2 separate regions of the Homo sapiens genome follow, and region 1 is linked to region 2. A link is a contact called in ENCODE Hi-C or POLR2A ChIA-PET data. All regions are on one chromosome and are shown on one strand. Each heading gives the region's core, a stretch centred on a gene start or an enhancer-like site at or near the end of the contact. The rest is flanking DNA. Distances are from core to core; before and after follow the strand shown.

Evidence for each region. A loop is a pair of places that touch in the nucleus more often than their neighbours do. ChIA-PET counts read pairs that join two places held with the same protein, here RNA polymerase II (POLR2A). Pooled maps may share reads with other maps.
Region 1: a loop to region 2 is called in a pooled map, with 10 times the contacts of the local background. The contact joins two enhancer-like sites. A Hi-C loop is called at or near these places in 1 of 37 single-sample maps with no recorded cell type and 4 of 50 pooled maps. POLR2A ChIA-PET finds 5 or more read pairs at or near these places in 1 of 52 experiments (BJ).

Annotation. Positions count from the first base shown.
Region 1 is chr18:54,772,294-54,778,000 of GRCh38, forward strand. It overlaps a transcript of RAB27B not described here. Among named protein-coding and RNA genes, the nearest start is that of RAB27B, 53 kb to the right of the region's middle. Within about 2 kb of position 3,503, at least 8 of the 41 ENCODE cell types and tissues checked have a DNase peak (open chromatin) inside an H3K27ac peak, as active enhancers do.
Region 2 is chr18:54,144,816-54,150,688 of GRCh38, forward strand. No RefSeq gene overlaps it. Among named protein-coding and RNA genes, the nearest start is that of SNORA37, 75 kb to the right of the region's middle. Within about 2 kb of position 4,361, at least 10 of the 41 ENCODE cell types and tissues checked have a DNase peak (open chromatin) inside an H3K27ac peak, as active enhancers do.

The sequences.
Region 1 (5,707 bases), core at 2,253-4,752, 630 kb after region 2:
ATTTCCTCTCTGTGCTTACATGCTATGGACCCAGGGGGTGACTAACAAAGTGGCACACTTTATTCATCTGTGAATAACAGCATGTGCAAATGAAGACTGGGAATTAGAGCTCTCCTGCCTCTTCTGGAGAAAAGAGAATGTTGTGGTGGCTCATCCTTAATTCTGTATTGGCCTCTAGGCTTATCCATGTTGATTGTTCCTACGATTCCACACAGCAATTTGAATCAAAATGTGAGATCTTTCGTTTTAATCGTTATATGCAGCCAAATTTCAAATAGACATCCAGTGTGAAAACAAGAGACATTTTGCCTTTAACTAGTTACGTTGACTTAAGACAGTTAAAATCCTTACTCCAAACTCAGTCTCTTTTATTAATTATTTAAAAAACCCTTAAGATGTTATATTTAATATTGAATCTCTTGCATAATCAATACTATAAGCCATGCTTCTTATTCATTCACTTATTTAACAAGTTTTCATTAGGGATATGCTTGGTATAATCATCAGGCTAGGTATGGTGATTATACCTACCTTGTATATTGCATTGCATGCTGTCCTTCATGGTTTCATCTGTTTCCTCCTTTCTTTGTACAACTTTCCCTTTGCCATCTGGAAGAATAATATCAATTTGCTTCAGAATTTAATTCGGTGCTCCTTTCACACATTTCTTACTCCATGACTGTGTTTACATGCACTTTCAAATCCACTGTATTTTCAGAATGTTTTTAAAGCCATAGATCAATTGCCATGCCTATACTTCTTTTTTTTTTTAAATCTTCACCAATCCTTTTTTGGTTCATTTGGCAAAGGCCATCTCATATTTCTGTCCTGAATTTAATTAAATTGAGCAGACATTAGCTTTGAAATTTCATTTTCTAAAGCACTAAAGGAAATAAATGTTTTTAGAGTCAAGTAAATAGTTAGAGTGATCAAAATTTTCCTGTTACTAAGGTCATCATTCAATACAGGGATGCCCATTCTCTTCAAAGATGCTCTTGATGTACCTTCTAAATGGAAGCTCAGCAACCATGGCGTGCTGCCTTGGTGAAGGGGCTGTAGAGGCAGAGTGGCTGCACCAAGGGTAGAGATGAATTTGGCCTGGTTTTCCCAAAAGGAAACAGACCACAAAGCTTCTGCAAAGGAAAGGGACAGAGGTATTGCCATGGTCATGAACCTTAGTTTCATTCTATGATGCAGTATGATAGTCTTTACTCTTTCACTGTGAATTTTGTCACAGGTAGTCCTATCTTCCAAGCACATAACTCTGCGAGGCACTATCTTAGGTGTTATAGATACACACGAATAAGAAGGATTCTTTGCCATGAGGATTCACATTCTAGCAGAGGACAGAGAGACATAAAGCAAGAGACAATCTACTTTCTTTTTTTTTTTTTTCTTTTGAGACAGAGTCTCACTCTGTCACCCAGGCTGGAGTGCAGTGGCATCATCTCGGCTCACTGCAACCTCTGCCTTCCAGGTTCAAGCAATTCTCTGCCTCAGCCTCCCGAGTAGCTGGGATTACAGGCACCTGCCACCAGACCCGGCTAATTTTTGTATTTTAGTAGAGATGGGGTTTCATTATCTTCACCAAGGCCAGGCTGGTCTTGGACTCCTGACCTCATGATCCACCCGCCTCGGCCTCCCGAAGTGCTAGGATTACAGGCATGAGACATCGCGCCCGGCTGAGACAATCTACTTTCTACCACCAGAATAGGTTAGTTAATTTAACTAAATACAACTTCTATTTTTTTTCCTATTATTGTCTTCAAATAATAACCAGAGACGCCTTCAAGAAACTATGCAACTGAATAGCTAACACACACGGCATCCCTGCCAATTTGTACTCTCAACCAGCATTCTACTCTACCTCCTCCAACAAGTGATGGTAAGAGACAAAAAATCATGTATTACTATTCAGAAACAATTATAACCCTAGAAGGCTTGATTTTAATGTTGGGAAAATTTTCCAAAAATATTAGCATGTTAATAGGTAACTTATATTGAGTATCTATTCTGTGCCAGTCACTGAACCAAGCACTTTTGATGTGTAATCTCAATAATCCTTCCAACAACTTAAAGAAGGTACTATTATTTTTCCATTTTATAGGTAAGAAAACAGAAGCTCATAGAGATAAAGTAACTGACTCAGGTTACATGGTTTTCAGGGTAGAACCAGAATCCAAACACAGAGCATTTGACAGGCTTTGAAGCCAGTTCTCCTGACTACTGTTAAGAGAGCTTAACCTCTAGAATATCCTCATCCTCATTAAAAACTGGCAGTAAAAATGTAAGCAACTGATGATTGATGCTTATTGCATTTTAGAGAGATAGCTAAGTCTTTCATAAACACATTCCTTTTAATTCCCTTTACAATCCAGAGAGGTCAAGACTGTTCATTTTCACTTTTGTTTCTATTCTGTAATAAAGAAACACTGTTCAACAATTGTTTAAGCCAGTAAAATAGCATCTTTTCTTTTTTCTTGGTCATTCTCTATCCCATTATCCTGCTTTGTTTTCTTTACAGAACTTTCCTGTATCTGAAGTAGCTGATGTTTATTTGTATATTCTCAGCCTCCCCTCACGGGATCAGAGGCTGCTTGTGTTTTGTTCACTGCTGCATCCCCTGAGCCCTGAGCCTAGAACTATACCTTAAAAATGCTTGGCACCTAATTAATATCTGCTCAGTGGATGAATGAATAAACACAAAAAAAGCCTGTGTGCTGTCGGGAGCTATCAGTCACTGCTTTTGCATCCTGGGAGGAACTTGGCCTCTGTCCTTCCTACTGCTTCCTCAGAGAGCCTGACCTCAGAACAGGTGTTCAGCTTCTCATCCAGGCACAACTTGGGACTGTGTCTCCCCTTCTTTGGCGTGGCATCTTCCTAGAGGCCATGACCACAGCATCAACATAAAACAGCTCTGAAATCGTGTAAGGCCCAGAAACAATGTCTGGCAAATCCTCAAGCTCCCATTAGCTAAATGATAGAATGGAGCAGCTGCGCTTCAGACCTTATTCTTAAATCTGGAATTGATGCCAAATTAACAATATTCCAGCCATTACTCTTCCAGAAAACAGGGTAGATTTCTTGGCCTAAGTTTTGTCCTCTTGGCATCATATTGCCAAGGAAAATGTGTCCAGAGATTTGTCTCCAAAAGCCTGCTGCCTCAGGCTACAAACCGGTCATTTCATCATGCGGAAACTCTTCCTATTTCTGTCAATTGTCATGTTTTGCCTCCTGGCCTTCAGGATGCCACTAATGTATATGTACCAAATGGAGTCTGACCCCAGAATAAATATCTGCTGCAGTGAATTGAATCTGACATATGATGTTTCCTGCAATCTAACTTTGTCTATCTCTTCATCAACTTCTATATCCCTCTCCCATGAAACTACTTGTAATTTCCTCCACATCTATGCTGCCTCAACTCAGAGCTCTTGCTCATGCTGCTGCCTCTTCCTGAAATGCTCATGAAACTCCCCTCTTTGTCACCTAGCCAATTTCTAATATTCCCCAATCTCTTGCCAATGCACCGGTCACTCATATCAGCTCATGGTCAGCCTCGGCACAGTCATTCAACATCATCCACCTACTGGGCGTCTAGGTGCCTTGCAGTGCACCAGGCACCAGGAAGTGTGGTGATGTCATAAGATAATCATGGGAAAATTATAAGACTTGCTGGCATCTCCACCAAAAATCTCTTGTGGAAAAGATGCTGGAGTTGTACAAAAATCAGAATGTGTAGAATCTGCAAATTCCTGTGTATAAATCCTATTTGTTTGCAAATTAAATTGAATTTGCTTGGCGGTGTTTTTTGTTGTTGTTGTTGTTTTTTAAGAAAATGTCATAGAAAGTAGCCTGTTAGTGTTTCTGATGAGGAAAGAAATTTGCCCATAATCCTGGAAATGGTCTCCTGCTCAGGCAGGCAAAGCCTGGCTAGAGGCAGAGATGCCTTCCATCCCTTCCGCACACTTTTCTATTCCACCCCAACTACCAAGTAAACCAAACCTTTTCTGAGGCCTCAATAAAATCAAGCCTCTGACCTTCAGGCAGAAAGCAGGAGCAGCCTGATTCATATTGAGTATTACTGAGCCCTGCGTTGTGTAGGCAACAGGGATCAGTAAAGCCCAACTGGCTGGGGGTTTCCTGAAACCTCCATCTCTTGTGGTTGAATGAATCATAATAAGGACAATCCAGAAGAGAGTAGTCATCACTCATTTTAGGAGATTGCAAAACCAGCAGTGCGTAAAACAGACAACTTCTTTATCCTCACAGAGGATAGATTCTAGTGGGTGCTGCCATGATACCCTGTGCAGATTTCTGTGTGGGCCATGTCAACAATGTTCTGCAGTTGTTGGTTTGTGTGTCTGCCTCTTGGACTGTGAACACCTCTGGAGTCTTATTCAAGTTTATGACCAAAATGCCTAGACTATCTCCAGCACCATGTCAGTCACACAGTGAAGGTTTGATGAATGAATAAATCTCGGGCCTGGCATGGTCAGGCATGCCCGTAATCCCAGCACTTTGGGAGGCCAAGGCTGGTGAATCACTTGAGAATAGCCTGGACAACACGGCGAAACACCGTCTCTACTAAAAATACAAAAATTAGCTGGGTGTGGTGGCACACACTGGTAGTCTCAGCTACTCGGGAGGTTGAGGCAGGAGAATCACCTGAGCCTGGGAGGCAGAGGTTGCAGTGAGCCAAGATGGCACCACTGTATTGGGCCTGGGTGACAAAACAAGTCTTGGTCTCAAAAAAAAATTAAAATAATAAATAAATCTGACCACAATAACATAGATCACACATAAAAATATGGTGCTTAGAAGCATGCTTTATTTGTATACATTCTGGGAAATGTGAGAGAAATCCTCAAATTTACAATAACTTTTTAATAAAATGCATGAAATGTTACAGGATTGAAGAATTTGAATTTTGGTCTGTTTAAGCAAAGAAGGGCATCAAGAATGGTAAATAATTAACAGTGAGTGAGAAGGAAGAGAAAGTACTTGGGCAGGACAGAGAACTTGCAGTTCTCTTAGATCTCTTGGGTACAGGGATGGGTGCAGGTAGTGAATGAGAAAATGTTACTAGAAATGCATTGACTTGAAAACTGATCCTTAGAGGGTTAGAAATGGGTGCAGTATTTCTGCAGCCCAGTGTGCATGCAAACTCCACCTGAGCTCTAGCTGCGCTTAAATTCAGTGGAGAGTTTTAGAGTACAAACTGGAAGGGTTTGAGAGAGATGTGTGGAGCAGCATGGAAATGATTTACCTTTTGTTTTAAGTAATCAGAGAAGAGAACTGCAAATGCAGTTTGTGTACTCAGGAAGTAAATTATCTGTACTCTCAGCTGCAGTTCTTTAGGGTGACTGTATTTAACATTAGCTGTAAACTTTGTTTACTACTTGTCTTAATTTTCCATTTTATCTTCTGAAACATAGATTTAAGTTGCAAAGTGTATTTTCTTATTTCCTTTATGCTGTAATAAAAAACAAGTTTCTTCATGAATTTAATTAAAATTAACTAGTTTTAAAGTACTTCTTCGGACATAATAGAGTGGCATCCTCTCTCCCCCCCCACCCCTTCTTTTTTATTTCTCTTCTTCCTTTGCTCTTAATTTAGCTCTTACTTTCACTAATTGTCTCCGGCAAAAATATAAGGAAGCAATATTGTCAGGCAATGAAAACTTTTAAAAAGTCAACTTGCTAGA
Region 2 (5,873 bases), core at 3,111-5,610:
ACTGAATATACTGAGAGTTATTATCATAAAAGAATGGTAAGTTATGTCAAATACTTTTTCTGAATCTATTTAAATGGTATACTTGGTCCTGAGGTCAGAATTTGGGGAAATGCATCCATACCTAGAGGGGTCCCTGATAGGGCATCACATTTAACATTCTGTGGACATGACCTGTGAGTGTCTGACTCCCAAAAGAGAACTGAGGCCCAGGATTGTCATCTTTGTTCACTGAATTATGCCTAGTTTTTTAAAAAGCAACTGTACAAATTAAGTGCTTAATATATGTGTTGAATAAATGAACCCCAACCAGAAACATAAAAACAAAAATAAAATGGTATGTAGCTTTTCAGGCATGCGGGAACACTTTAGAATTCTCTACCCTCCCCTCCACCCTCCATTCACTTCTGGAGATTGACAGTTACCTGAAAGCCAAAAAGAAATGATCAGACTTCTCCATAGAGCCTTAAAAATAGGTATTTCCTTAAATCGGGTTTTGGCAGTATTGATATTTTCGGGGTGTGTCCTGTGCGTTGCAGGACTTTTAGCAGCATGCCTGGCCTTTATGCACTTGATGTCAATAACTACTGCACTATTCTCCCCTCATTGTGACAACCAAAAATGGTTTACTGTTGTCATGTATTTCCTAGGCAGTCTAAGGCAAAGCTGTCTTAGACTGAGAATCACTGCTTTAGACTAATTTTAAGAACTACTTTGGCCAGGCCCAGAGGCTTATGCCTATAATCCCAACACTTGGGAGGCCAAGGCAGGAGGATGGCTTGAGCTTGGGCAACATAGTGAGACCTCATTTCTATTTAAAAAAAAAGAAATTAGCTGGGCATGGTAGCATGTGCTGGTAGTCCCAGCTACTTGGGAGGCTGAGATGGGAGGATCACTTGAGCCTGGGAAGCCAAGGCTGCAGTGAGCCAAGATCTTGCCACTACACTCTAGCCTGATTGACAGAGCAAGATCCTGTCTCAAAAGAAAAAAAAAAAGAATTACTTTATAGAATTGAATATGCCAAACTATATATGGTGTACTTTATAGGGGTTTAGAAAGTTTTCTAGGGTAATTTTGACTGGGTGGATAGAGAGAGATATTTTTCACCTTGATATATCGACTTTGGAACCTCAGGACTGCCCAGATAATGATGACTTTATTATAGAAATAATATATGTCAAGACTTTGTCTCTTGTCCTATAGCCTCACTGAGTTGGTTTATCTCTTTTATTAGAGTCATAAGATTAGAACCAAAATAGTTCTAATATGGTATAGACAAAAAATGTATTTAAAAAGGTTTAAAACATATTAGAGATAGGAAAGACCTATGGCTTTGTAATTGCTATAATAACTAAGTATTATTGCTGAATTTTAATGGAGATCATTGCCTTTGCTTTCCAGGAGGTAAAGTGTTTGCAAGATTACTCAGTCTATGCCCTTGTTGTATATTCTTGAACTATTTATTTGCTCCATATTAAGGAAAAAGAAAGCAATTATGTCTTAATTATCTTATCTAATTTGTGAAGAAGCACAACAGAGAAATTATCTTGCTTATTTTATGCGATGATTACAAGAAAGTATTCCTACATAGAAAGAATAAAGTTGAAAAACAAAGCGTTAGTGGAATGGCATTAAATGCTAATTGCTCTTAAAATATGATAATTCTAGAATAGCTAAATATTAATTTAATTATCAAGGGAACTTTTCTCAGGGCCACAGTAATAACCAAATTAGTGTTTACTACCAAAATACTTATCACAAAGTATGAAATAAAGAATCTGGCCTTGCCCAAATAAAGAACTAGCCTTTCCCCTCAGTGTCTGGGGGATATTCTAGGTCATATCTGATAAAAGGTGTCTTCTTTTTAGGGTGTGACCTGGTCAGACTGGATTTTAGGGTAGGGCCACATGTGTCAGGGTAGGATCTGACCACTCCAGAAAGATCAACCATGTGAGTTAGGGTGGGGATTTTGTGTTATGCATTCAGTTGACCTGGAGACTGAGTAAAATCGTGTGGGCAGTCAATCAATCATGTCTTAAGCACAGTCCTGGTTAAAAACTCTGAACACCAAAGCTTAGGTGAGTTTTCCTGGTTGGCAATACCCCGTATATATCACACATCAATGCTAGGAGGGTAATGTCTCCTCACTCAATGGGAGGAGGACAATGTGGGCTTTAAGTTTGGAACCCTTGCAGACTGTGTATCTCTCTGGCTAATGTTAACATGTATTCTTTCCCTACAACAAATCATAACCATGAACATAATAATTTTTAGCAAGTCCTGTGAGTCCTTCTAGCAAATTATCAAACTTGAGGGTGGTTGTGCAAGTTTAGGAGATTGCAGTGGTGTCAGAAGTGAGGGTGGTCTTGTGGAAGACTGTGTCCTCCAACTTTGATACTTAACTCATTTGGGAATGAGTTTATGAACTCATGCCCAAATCCATTCTTTTAAGAAGTCATATTCATGTCTTAGAGGAACTTATAACTTAGGTAATATGAGAAGCATTTGAGGAACAGGCAATATGTACTCATATACAAGGTGTCAGGCAGAGTCACGCTACTGAGAAGGGACAGATTGGAGGGAGGAATGCATTTGACAAGGCTTTAGGAAAGAAATGTGATGCTTTTTTTTTTTTTGGCTTAAGTAAAAGATGGGATCTGGAAAAAAAAAAGAAAAGAAAATATAGGGTCCGGACTGATTGTGAGAAAAAAAGAAGCTAATTCTACAGAGAAACCAGTAAAAATGAAAGCACAAAGGTAGGGGAAAGCACAAAAGAATAGCAGGCAGTTTGAGACAGAAGATTGAAGCAGGTGTTGTGGTTGACCCCCTAGCAGCCCCAACACTCCCATATGATGATTAATCTAAGCCATCTGGGGTAATTCCAACCCCCTTTCTCAGCAACTAGTTTAGGAATGGGCGTGTTAACCAATTCTAGCCAATGAGGTACAAGGGAAAGTGTTTGGGGCCTTCTAAAAAGCAGGCATATGGCTGGGTGTGGTGGCTAATACCTGTAATCCCAGCACTTTGGGAAGCTGAGACAGAATTGCTTGAGATCAGGAGTTCAAGACCAACCTGGTCGACATAGCGAGATCCTATCTCTATCATATATTTAAAAGAGTAAATAAATAAATAAATAATAAAAAGCAGGCACAGGAAGACATCTATCTTCTCCTTCTTGCCATTGTCATGTCTGGACACCTGGAAGCATCTTGCTACTGAGCTGAGGCTGAAGTCAATTCACGAAGGAGAGGCCATGATTAGAAGACTACACAGAAGCAAAGCTAGAGCCCTGTGGTTTGCATTAAGAATCTAAAGTAGCCTAGAATTGTCTTTTAGATACATTTAATGTACATTTCCTTATTGTTTAAGCCATCTGAGACTGATAATCTGTTACTTGTAGCTAACAGTATGTGGCAGGCAGAAGGCCCTTTTCCAAAAAATTACCCATGCTCTAATGTCTAGAAATTGTAATCATGTTAGGTTACATGGCTAAAGTGATTCTGCAGATACAATTAAGTTTGCAGATCTCAAAATGGAAAGATTATCTTGGATTATCTGGGTGAGCTTAATCTAATTAAATGAGTTTTTGAAGGAAGAGAACTTTCTCTGGCTGGAGTGAAAGACATGAGGCAGAAGGGGAAGTTGGAGCAATAAGACAAATTGACCTGATTTCTGGCTTTAAAGATTAAGGCAGCTGGCTGGGCATGGTGGCTCATGCCTGTAATCCCAGCACTTTGGGAGGCCGAGGTGGGCGGGTCACCTGAGGTCAGTAGTTCAAGACCAGCCTGGCCAACATAGTGAAACCCCATCTCTACTAAAAATATAAAAATTAGCCAGGCATGGTTGTACGCATGCCTGTAATCCCAGCTACCCAGGAGGCTGAGGCAGGAGAATCACTGGAACCCGGGAGGCAGAGGCTGCAGTGAGCCAAGATCAAGCCACTGCACTCCAGCCTCCAACCTGGATGACAGAGCGAGGCTTTCAAAAAAAAACAAAAACAAAAACAAAAACAAACAAACAAAAACGATGAAAGGAGCCATTAGCCAAGGAATGTGGGCAGCCTCTAGACATTGAGGACAAACCCCGACTAACAGTCAGCAAAAAATCAGGGACCTCAGTCCCACCCTATCACAAAGAAATTTCCCTGAGTAATTTGAATTATCTCCATTCTTTAATTCACACCCATATTTCCTCTTGCCTTTCTACTGATCTTTAATAAAATGGCAATAGAGCCTATGGAATGTCATTTTAAAAAAAGAAGAGGAAGAACAACAACAACAAAGATTGTGACCATTCCTTGAATGAATACAAAGTTCCAGTAAAGTTGAGTGTGTTTCTGACTCACTGAGTAATAATGCATTCACCCTTCCCCCAGCCCTCCACCCCCAGTGTTAAATGTTTTCAGAGTTAGGTGACTAATTCATCCTCTTCTCACAGCAGCTTCTGTAAAACCAAAATCTTGTTTGTTCCAAAAAGCCACATGAGTTTCTTAAAATGAAAGTCATAGTTGGAAGGTTATAGTTTTCTCATTTGTAAAATTATACTAAGTGACTCGGCTCTTGTAGGAGACAGAAGAGAGGAAGAGAAAGGTTTAAAAGAAGGCATTCATTCCCAGTAGCACATTCTACCATGTTGCTATTTGTATCAGTCCCCTCAAGTTTCCAAATGTTTCTGTTTTCTCACAACTAGCTACTGTTGGGTGTAAGGCCTTCGTATGAATCATGCTGTGTTCAACAAGCATATTCTTGCTTGCTATCAACCTCTCCCAACACACACACAATTAACTCCCTGCTTTGGTTCTCTCTCAGTCCAGGGAATATTTATCCAGTCAGCGAAAATCAAGGTAACTCCCCAAGAAGCATATTCCAATACCTAACAATTTACCAGCGTTTTTTGTTTGTTTGTTTTTGGGGGAAGCGGTTGCTCCCATTTATGAAATACATTACCATACGGAGGCCACTCTATTAGGTATTTTGTTAGCATTAATTCATTAAATCAAAATGGAAAGTCATTTGGAGGCTACCAACAAATGCAACAACAACAACAATAACAAATCAAGCTGTAGATGATCTGAATTTGTATGTGACAGCCATTCTGCCTCAAGAGTGGAGTGAAATCACTAGACCAGCCCTCAGTGGTTCATTCTTGGATATACATTCCCCACTGAGAATTCTACAGAAGCTACTGATACTACCCCAGGAGAAAGGCACATCGTCATAAAATTGTGTATGTAATGGCAAGAGTCTGGCAGGCTCCTTGACTCCAGGGGAATATGGACCCCCGATGAGGAGTCCTGCACTGGAGCAGTGGTCTCAAAACTCCTTTGCTAATAAATCCTTTCTGAGACAAAAACGTATTCCCAAATTTATGGATATTTACTTACAAATAATATACATGTACTGTTCTACTAATATGTATATTAAAAAACACTCAAAAATTAGAATCACAATAACATTAGATAAAAACAAATATTAAAAGGTCCCACTCCCAGTGAATGGTTTTACACATGCCCTACATCAGGGGCCCCAAGCCCTGGGCGGCAGCAGGCTCGTACTGATCTTCAGCCTGTTAGGAACAGGGCCACACAGCAGGAGGTGAGCAGGTGAGCAGGCATTCCCGCCTGAGCTCCGCCTCCTCTCAGATCAGCTGTGTCATTAGATTCTCATTGGCGCACAAACTTTACTGTGACTCGCACATGCGAGGGATCTAGATTGCACACTCCTTATGGGAATCTAATGCCTGATGATCTGAGGTGGAATAGTTTCATCTCAGAACCATCACCCCACCCCACCCTGCTCTTTGGAAAAATTGTCTTCCATGAAACCAGTCCCTGGTGCCAAAAAGGTTGGGGACTCTTGCCCCAGGGCCTATGGTCC